Linked DNA regions of Homo sapiens: region 2 is linked to region 1. A link is a loop called in an ENCODE intact Hi-C map of the cell type or tissue named here. Cell type or tissue: dorsolateral prefrontal cortex. All regions are shown on one strand.

Region 1 (5,000 bases):
TGGAAAACATGGGTTCCTCTAGCGCCACTGGCAGCTCCCAGCATCTTGACCCTGACCTTTTCAGCAGCGTGTGGCCACACACTCTACCCAGGCCAAAGAACGAAAGGGCCCCAGGGCACACACTGGGGCCAAGAAAAGGAATCGAATGGTGGAATGTTGCTGACTTTTCCTTCTGGATCTGCCTTTGAGACTCTTGCATGGGAAAAAAGGGTGAAGAAGGGGCAGAAGCAAAGCTTAGTCTTTGTCTGATTCAGTCTTTGCACTCCCCCTGCCCCCTCCTCTGGCAGGCCATGGAGGCCACACCTGGCACACCTGGGCATGTTCCAGATGCTTATAAAGGTCCAGGGAAGCAGGGCTGCTCAGTCATTGTGAGGATCTGGGAAATTCTCAGTCCTCATGGGTTCTGTGAGCAGCCAAGGTGATCAGCCCTGACAGGATGGTCAGGATGGCAGTGAAGAGGCTTGATTGATTGACAGGTGAGCAGACGATGGGACTCTCGGCAGCCCTAATCAGCGAGAGAGTTGCTTCTGAGCACAGCTCAGCTAATGTCCCACGCTGTTCCGGAGCCTCAAGGAAGAATGGGCTGACGGTGGTCCCAGGCCTCCTAGACCAAGTGCAGCTGGCGCAGACCTCTGGCGTGGTTGACTCGGAACCCGTTCTGGGAACGTGAACTTGGATTCACCTTAGCAATAAGTGCTCAGGAATGTGTTGGAATTGCTGCCAGCTCCTGGGACAGGCAGACCCCAGAACACTGGAAGAGATCTGAAGCCCTGGCACCCCTACCAGCCCCATGGGCTCCACATTCAATCAAGCAGGTCATCGGTTATCTCTACCTTCACATGGCCTGGAAGCCCAGCAGGCAGGGTTTGCTCTGTGATATGACAATGCTGCTGAGTCTCCTGTCACTCACCGCAGCACCTCTGCGTAGTAAACGGCGTCTTTCCTGGGTCTATGACAGTTACCATAGCTCTTCCAGGACCACAGAAGTACCTACCTTGTTCTGGTTTTGTGATCAACACTGATACATAAATGTAAAGAAGGCAACCGGTGCTTGAGGGGACATCTAGTGTATTGGGAGGTGAGGAGCAGGCCAACTAGTTCAGAGGCTCTGACTTGGTTGGAGAGGGGTAAACCCAGGTGTTACGAGGGTGCTTGGTTGGGGGGAATCTGGTGTAGGCTAGAGGGGCCAGTGCAGGTTTCCTGGGGGTGCTGAGACCTGGGGCATGAAGAAGAGTTACTTATGTGAGGAGGAGAGAGGAGCTCCAGGCCAGAAAGTCCACATCCACTACACCAGAAGCTCCACCCGTTCCGGAACCACACTCCCTGGACTGGCTCTGGAATGTACACCCATGTTTAGCACAGCGCCTCCTAGTGTTCCCAAGTCCCCACTCGCTACTTGGCTGTTGAACAAATAAGCTCAAAGGTCTGGAGGTGAGTGCCTGAACGTTTTAGCTGGGCTGGAGTGGACCTGAGGAATGTGTCCCCTGGGGTGTGGGGCAGGAACAGGGAGCAGAAGCCAGAGGTGAGGCTGGGGAAGGACAGTGGCTGGGAAGTTGCTTTTGGGCACTTGCACTTTCTCCTGAGGGCCAGCGGTCGGAGTGGGGGAAGACTGGAGACCTGCTTCTCCATCCTTTCCCTGCCCTCACTTTCTTCATTTTCTTAGGAGCCAACAGACCTGTGCAAACCTCAGCTTTCCCCAGTTCAGCTCCTTTTCCATCTTCTTGATTTCTGTATTTTTAAAAAAACAAGGCTGCATTATATTGTAGGAGAACAATAACCCACTGGACCACATCCTGGTAAGGAAGAGCTGCAAAGCCATGGCCTCATCACTGTAGACATAAGCTTCCAACAGTGCCCCATTGTGGCATTTGATTTAACTCAGCCCTTCAAAAACATGCATTTCTGACTTAAATTCTGCACACCATCACCATATCCCCAGCAGATGTCGCTAACGTCTCACATTTTGGTCATGCCAGCAGCACGCATCTCAGGCAACAAATATTTATTAAGCAGCGAATGTGCATTGTGCACCAGGCTGAGCACTTTGTAGATAAAAATTCCTGGGGCATGACCCAGGACATGAAGAAAAGTTACTTAAGTGAGGAGGAGAGAAGAGATCCAGATCATTTTTTGATGACAAAAGAAGGTAACATAAAAAAATAATGGACTGTCTGAAAAGTTCTTTCCCATTGAGGTACAAGTTTGTTTCTGGCTATGCAATGTGAAATTGGAACTGAATGTCTGGGACCACCTCGAAGCTTGTTTCAAAGGCCTATTACTACGTGTCTTTTAGACAGATTTTATTTCAGCTTGCCTAATTGAAGCCTCTGGAATCTCTAATGACAGAAGTGTAATTCATATTTCTACATTTCTTCTGGAAAGGAAGGCCCGAATGAGAAGGCAGCACTAAACAAACCGTGAAGTCAAAGTTGAAGTATGGTTGCTAGGGGAAGAGTGTCGAGAGCCCCATGAGGTGGTTGCCCTCTGAGATGGCTTGTTGCCCAAGTGGGTGGTGTCTATTTGGTTGGACTTGAAGAGGTTCTGTGCATCGAAGTTGCTCCACATGGCTGTGCTGACAATGCTTGGAGCTTGGACCTGGAGGTTTGAAGCATCATTATTGAGCAAGTATTCATCCAGCACAACACCCCAGCTCATAGAATGGCTTTGACTGGTGAAATCCCAGATGTGGATGATGTAGAAAGTCCCCTAAATCAAGCACACAAGTCAGACTTGGTACAAAGAGATTATTGTTAGTTCCAATCCATGTCTATCTAGTGGACATCTCAAACCAAATATGTCCCGAACTGAGTTCCTGCTATTCTCCTTCAAACCTGCCATCTCCAAGGTCTTTTTCATTGCAATTAGTTGCAATTCCATGATTTCAGCTGGTCAAACCAAAAATCTTGTGGTTAACTCTTAACTTTCTCTTTCTCCATATCTAATTTATCAGCAAACCATATCAGATGTATCTTCCTAAATATATCCAGAATGACTCTATGTCATATCACCCCATGCCACCACCTGGTGGAAGTCACCATGGTATTTGCTTGTATTATTGCAATAAGCTCACGGATTTCCCTACTTCCACCTTTGCCCCTATTTGGTCTGAAATTCAGTAGCCAGAGTGGTCATGTCCTTCTCTGCTTAAAATCTTCCAGTGGTTTCTCATCTGACTTAAGGTAAACATCAAGGCTCCATGTGATCTGGCCCCAGTTATCTCTGACCTCCTCTGCTTCTCTTCCTTTCCTGACTGGCTCCAGCTGCACCAGGATCCTCGCTGGTTGCTGAACTCCAAGGGGCACACTCGACACCTTTGCACTTGATGTTCCCTCTGCCCAGAATGCTTTTCCCCCAGGGATTTGCATGGGTGGGTCCCTCACTTCCTTCAGGTCTTCCCAGCAAAGCTACATGAGTTTCTCGGGGCTACTGTAACAAAATACCACAGGCTGGGTGGCTCAAACAACAGAAATGTATTGCTTCACAGTTTTGAAGGCTGAAAGTCTGAGATCAAGGTGCTCGCAGGGTCTGTTGCTTTTGAGGGCTGTGAAGGAAAGGTCTGCTCCAGGTACTCCCCTCCATCCCCCACCCCCAGCATGAGTGGCCACCTTCATGCTCACATGGGTGTTCTCCCTGCCTGTGTCTGTCTCCAAATTTCCCTGTTAGGAGAACACCAGTGACATTGGATTCAGGCTCACCCTAAAACCTCATTTTCAGTTGATTACCTCTGTGAAGACCCTATCTCAAAAAAGGTAATATTCTGAGGTATCAGAGATTAGGACTTTAAATATTAAATTCTAGGGAGACACATGTAAACTCATAACAAAGAACTTCCCTAGGTACCCTACTTAAGATCCCACCCAGTTAGGGAGCCTGGCACTCCCTAATGCCCTTCCCTGCCTTAGCTTTTTTGCTCTTGAGAACCTTATTACCATCTAATGTGTCTGCTACATGTTACTTACCTGTTCTGTTTATGGCCTTTTTCCTTGGATCAAAGGTCCATGAAGAAGAGGTCTTTGCCAGGCGCAGTGGCTCACGCTTGTAATCCCAGCACTTCGGGAGGCCGAGGTGGGCAGATCACGAGGTCAGGAGTTTGAGACCAGCCTGGCCAAGAGACCAGTCTGGCCAATATGGTGAAACTCCATCTCTACTCAAAATACAAAAATTAGCCAGGCATGGTGGCAGGTGCCTGTAGTTCCAGCTGCTCGGGGGGCTGAGGCAGAAGAATTGCTTGAACCCAGGAGGCGGAGGTTGCAGTGAGCCAAGATGGCGCCATTGCACTCCAGCCTGAGCCACAGAGTGAGACTCTGACTCAAAAAAAAAAAAAAAAAAAGTAGGGGGGGTCTTTGTTCATAGTTGTTTTTCCATCACCTAGAATAGTACCTGGCATACAGTAGATGATCAGTACATAGGATAGAAGATGGAGCTGATGAGGGCCACTGTAGACTAATGTGAATGAGCTAATATTACCAGGTAGAGAGAGGTGGGTGAGGGGGTCAGCTATTGGTTGATTTAAGGAAGAAAAACACCATGCAAGTATAACATGGGGCCCAGGGTGAACCATCCCTTTTTTGGCCTCTCCTGCTTTTACAATGGGGACTTCATCTCAACCCAGGCCTCAGAGTGCAGGCTCTGCCCTTTAGCTTGCAGACTGCGTTCTAAATGAAAGCAGAGATTTCCTCCAAGCACAGAGCACACCACAGAGCACAGTGAACAGCCTGCTGTTTTCAGGCCCTTGTCAGAAATGATGACGCTTGCATGTGGCAAACCAGCAGCTCAAGGTTTGGAAGGGGAGCTGCTGTTCAGGGATTCCTGGCCTGGAGTCCCTGCAGAGGGCCAGCAGGGAAAGGAATGGGGTGGCATCTAGCAAGAGCGCTTTGCCCAGTCCTCAGAGAAGTTGTGGCCCAAGGTCTAGTCAGCATTTTTGCCTCCAAACACAGGAATAATAATAGCATGAATACTAACAGGAGTATTATCCCAACTTGGCAAGCTATAGGAAGATA
Region 2 (5,000 bases), 83 kb after region 1:
TGGCAGAAGTGACACATGTGATCCCAGGGGTTGGTATAACTGAGAAGAAAGCAAGAATAAGTCACTAGACAGGATGCAAACCACTATATTTCCCAATAGCAGGCAAATTCTGACATTAGCAACAATAATAAGGGTGATTTGTCATTCTCAGTGTTAAGTAGTGGGAACCTGTGAGCACCTGAGCCATTTTCTCAAAAGTAAAGAGAACACAAACTAATGACAATTAAAAAGAAAATGAAATGAAGCTAGGCCTGGGCAGGTTATAATAATTTCCCTGCTTACTAATGTGACCCAGACACAAAGTCTTGCACTATAGAACTGTAGTGTTATTAAGAAGAAGGAAGTATTCAATCTTTCTAAACCTCTACTAAAGTGTCTTTTCCATGACAGATAATTTGTCTGTATTCTAGTTCAAAACACCTGTGTAAAGCAGTCTGGTAATCAGTAGACTGAAAATTAGACCCACCTTCCATGATGATTACATTTGATGAAGCAGAACATGGGAATAGTGCTCAAATGCACAAAATATTAATCTACAGACATACAAAATCAACCTAGCAAATGCCAAGAGAATATGTTTTTCTTTTAGCTGTTTATTTAGTGCATATAAATGACAACTACTGATTTTGTCTTCAAACATATGCAAAATAAGGTATCTATCTGAATTTTAAAATTACACAATAACTTTACTGTAGGATACATGATTAGGTCATTTTGATACTGTTTTTTTGCCCACTTATGTATTTCACACATACTTGTTTCTCTTATTGTCCTTTAGAATGCAAAATAGACCCAGACATCACCTATGTTCAGACAAAACTCCAGGGACACAAGGAAATTCTTGTTCCCACCTAAGCTGTCATTTCACAATCCTTCTTGCATGGTAAAAACCTAAGGAAACTGTGGGTCTCACAGGTGCTATGGTAGGAGCAAACAGTGCATTTTAGTTAAGGGATCAAGTTGCAAAATGCAGGCTACAGTCAGAGGCCTATTCATTGGAATAACTGCTCCAGCATGGAACAAATTACAAATTCTGGTTAAGAGAAGCAAGTACTCTCCCTTCTGAGATAAAGGAAGTTACAGGTAAGTCATTTTGTAAGTGGAACAGTAGTGTTTCCAAAAGTGTATGGGTGAAAAAGCAAAATGAGTGTTTTACTCTCAGATTAAATTTAAAATACAAGAAGTCTGATCGATAAGGCTTTAGTGCATTACAGTTTCTGCTCTGAAAAGCTGTGAGTATCATAGTCTGCACCTCGGGGCTTGTTCTGACCAGGCAGTTTGTAAACCACTTGGAAAAAGGCAGAAGTTGCCACTAAGCATGTAGCTGCTGAGTAGTTGCATTAATTGTTGACATTTCAGCACGGAGGCTGCTGCCCCCAGCTCAGCACTGCCTACATGCCAGGTGAACGCCTGCTAACCCTCCTCCTCCTTGTATTTCTTTCCATTGAACATGGGCTATTGAATGTTGGTCTCTTGCCAACTGCCTTTAGGTGAGATTTGGGAAAAATTGCCAAAGAAACAAGAACAGCTGCCTTCATATCATTTTCTTTGTACAGCTACTTCCCAGGGAGCTGCTTGGGATCTACATGTGTCCATTTATTGGATTTAAACAAATCAGCACAAGGCAAGGGACGAGTCGCACAAAGCATATGCTATTTCTCCCCACCCCGGTTTCAGCTAACAGTGGGAACCTTGCCCCTGAGGGTACTGACAAGGGCATCAGCTGCTATCAGTCTGGAAGCATGAGCTACTCAGAGCCTTACCTGTTTCTTTGTCCTGGACTTCTTCCAGGTGCAAGTCATTCAAAAGGTGCTCCAAAATCTTCTCCGGGGTCCCGGACACCACCACATATCTGTCAGAGAGCAGAGAGTCCACTGAGTCATCCTCGGTGGAAGACTGCGAGCGGCTGCTCCATTCATCGTCCTCATCCTCCTCGTCGATGTATTTGAAATAAGGCACATCGAAGGTAGGCAAGGGCAGCTCTCGGTCTGAGAGCGCCGCGGCGGAATCTTTCCTCTCCAAATGAGGGTCAAAGACCCTCAGCCGGGAGCTGCCCATTGTGAACGGTTACTAACAAAGGCATCCCCTAAATGCTAAAAGATCTTGCCATCCCTGTCCTTTCACTGGGAACTGAGTCCATCTGGCTGCTAAGAGCTCTGCAGTCAGCTAGAACGCTGGAGAGGCGGAGAGAAAAGAGAGGGAGGGAGGGTAGAGGAGGCAGAGAGCGAGTGAGATGGAGCAAGGGAAGGGAAGGCAGGCAGGGAAAAGGAAACGGGAGCGCGTGCCTCTGTGGCTGCAGGGAAACTCTCACCTCCAATGGCTCTCCGCACTCCCAGCTGTGGGGGCTGGGCCACAGCACTGCACTTTCTTCAGCACCAGGACGCTCTGGTCTTGCTCTTTAACCTGAACAGTCGTCACTTCATCATCTTGCTTTAATTGTGGACAGGGATGATGGATGAGAGAAGGAAAAAGAGAGAGAAAATTAAAAGTGGGGGGAAAATGGAGCTAACTCAAGCTGTATTTTCTAGAGTTGCTTTACAGTATCATCTCTTCAAAGATTGAGAATAAATTAGGAGTCTGGTCAAAAATCTCCCTCTAATATTAAAGTATCCAGGCTCAAGTGCTATGAAAACTTAAAACATTAGACAGACATAAATACTTTAAAGGAAATAGAAAACAAAGTGGAGGTGGAATTCAGAGTTTATTTTTAAAACTACCTAAACAATTTAGGGACTACAAAGTTCAAAGTTTCAAAAAGCACAACATACTAATTGCATGTATACTATATTCTCTTTTACCTGGTAGATGTTTATTAAACACTCTATTAAAGTTGAATCATACAAAATATACATTATTGAAACATTAAGACAATGAGTAAGCCCTATTCAGTAGTTGCAATCAATACATATATTCATTTACTTTACACCCTTACTTTAAAAGGCGGCAAGAAAAAAAAAACTACCCACTCCATCATTCAATTCAATTTTTTTTTCAGACTTGAGATGGCCTTCAAATTTATAATGTACTAGTTTTGCCAGAATATAAGCAAAAATGGATCTCTAGTTAGAATCTCATCTAGGCTGAAATTCGGATGCCATGGATGACTGCACAGACTTTCTTCACCTCAGTCCCTTTTTAAAAAGGAGAGATGGCTGAACACACAGATTCATTTCTGCACACACAGCTTCCACAGCCCAGAGTGAGTGTGGCCCGCTGACGTGGCTCTGTCACAGAGGACAGCTTGCTGCTGACCCAGCAGGGTGGCCTCCAACTCGGAGCCATGAACACTTCCAGAGTGTTTAGTGTGAAATTCTCCTGATGTGCAATACCCAGTAAGCGTACGGTAGCCCGGGAGAAAGGAACTATAAGATGCATGTCCGAAAATCTAGCTTCCCTATTTCTGAGGATTGGAGCAAAAGATTAAAGGAAGAAAAGTTGACAGTAAGTAGGTTTCACCTTAAAGATGATGTCACCTCTTTAAAAAAGGCACTATGTGCTTAGGGCTCCTAGCACGTTTCCCCTACTTACAGAAAATCCTACCTACCTACGGTCAGGTACAAACATGAAAGAGGATATCCCCACCCCCAACAGAGAAAAAAATATCCATTGTGCCTTATTAATTGGTTCTACAGGCTAATCAGGGATGTCAATGTATTTGATTCACCTTTCATAAGAAGAGGAAGGCACTAATCTTGCCCTAATTGCCAGCCAAATCACTGATAACAATTGTGACTTTACCTCCTGGTATTCTGATTCCTAAGAAAATGCAATAAGCTAATAATTTAAGTCCTCCAGGATTTTCTTAAAAACGAAAAATATTTGTCATTCTAAACAGCAATATAATTTTATGATCATTCTTTTTTAATCTTTTAGTGGTAAATAATTTCACTATGTAAAACCGATGTATTACATTTCAGCAAGGTCAGACGCGTGCAGTTACTGTGGCAATTAATGCTGGATATTCATTGTGAAACTCCCTGAGGACGACAGTGGGACTCCCGTAACATGAATACCAATGTGTAATTGCTATCTTTCATTTCTCCAAAGGGGTTCCTTTGTTATCTATGTGGCTGAAGTGAAATAAGGTGGCTGGAGAGAAGTGCATATATTGACCAAAAAAACCCCCCAAAAAACGAAAAACAAAAAACAAAAAAACAAAAAGGCAGAATGAGGGTCTGGGATGCTGAGACACACAGAACAAACAAATAATTCTGTTCTCTGAAAGGACAAAAATCTTTCCCTGGTTTCCTTTAATCATGCGCCAATACTCATTTTATATGAGCTTGCTGTCATTCTGAAGTACGTTTTACATTCTATGTGCATGTGATATATGGCATTATTAACTTCCACAGGCCATGCACATACATATGGATGGGAAGGGCTTCTCTAATGCCTGTGTAACTAATATGTATTACATGGCTGTGCACACAGCAGCCACACTCTGCCAGGCAGGGGAAGAGCTGAATCATATTGATGTACTATCAATAGCATCTATGTCATTGTGATAGTTTTCCATTTTGAAGACCTATTAAAAATAAAGAAGAGAAAAAGCAGAAAAATTAATGTACAAAGGGAAATATGTTATCTAAAATTGCCATAAAAATGTAATAATCCTACGAATTACATCTGGCTCTCAAGAAGGAAAGGTAAATTAATGTTTCCTGACCCCTGCATGCTTAACTAATTTCTCATCCTGAGAAGGAACAGAAGTACCATAGTTGAGGTTCTGGGTATGAAATTTTATTCTTGTGCTTGATTGGTTAAGATTAAAAGTATTAAGAGAATTAATAACAGAAAATATATTCAATGACAAATAGTTCATGAAATGCAGGTAAAGTATTAAAACACTTAATTGACATTCATTCAACAAATAGTGAGGGCTTGCTCCCTTTGCGTAAGGCACTGTTCTGGACACCAAGCGGCAAGTGAAAATGAGTGAGGCAAGTACCCTGCTCTTAACTGACAAGTTAATAGGCTCCATGACAACATAAGTATAACTG

Evidence for each region. A loop is a pair of places that touch in the nucleus more often than their neighbours do. Peaks named below come from ENCODE experiments on the same cell type or tissue, not always from the same donor. Only the 100,000 strongest peaks of a DNase experiment are listed, where the experiment ranks them.
Region 2: a loop joins it to region 1, with 3 times the contacts of the local background. A loop is called at or near these places in 3 of 110 quality-filtered maps.

Annotation. Positions count from the first base shown.
Region 1 is chr7:22,108,524-22,113,523 of GRCh38, forward strand. No RefSeq gene overlaps it. Among named protein-coding and RNA genes, the nearest start is that of CDCA7L, 170 kb to the left of the region's middle. In dorsolateral prefrontal cortex, CTCF peaks have their summits at 1,932 (motif pointing right) and 2,133; DNase peaks (open chromatin) are centred at 1,368, 1,938, 2,547 and 4,733; H3K4me3 peaks cover 1,143 bases; H3K27ac peaks cover 5,000 bases.
Region 2 is chr7:22,191,604-22,196,603 of GRCh38, forward strand. It overlaps RAPGEF5 (Rap guanine nucleotide exchange factor 5), which reads right to left. Exons shown (of 26, transcript NM_012294.5): 10 at 2,312-2,430; 11 at 1,764-1,852. Among named protein-coding and RNA genes, the nearest start is that of RAPGEF5, 160 kb to the right of the region's middle. In dorsolateral prefrontal cortex, no CTCF peak of the experiment used is centred here; DNase peaks (open chromatin) are centred at 2,238 and 3,238; H3K4me3 peaks cover 4,401 bases; H3K27ac peaks cover 5,000 bases.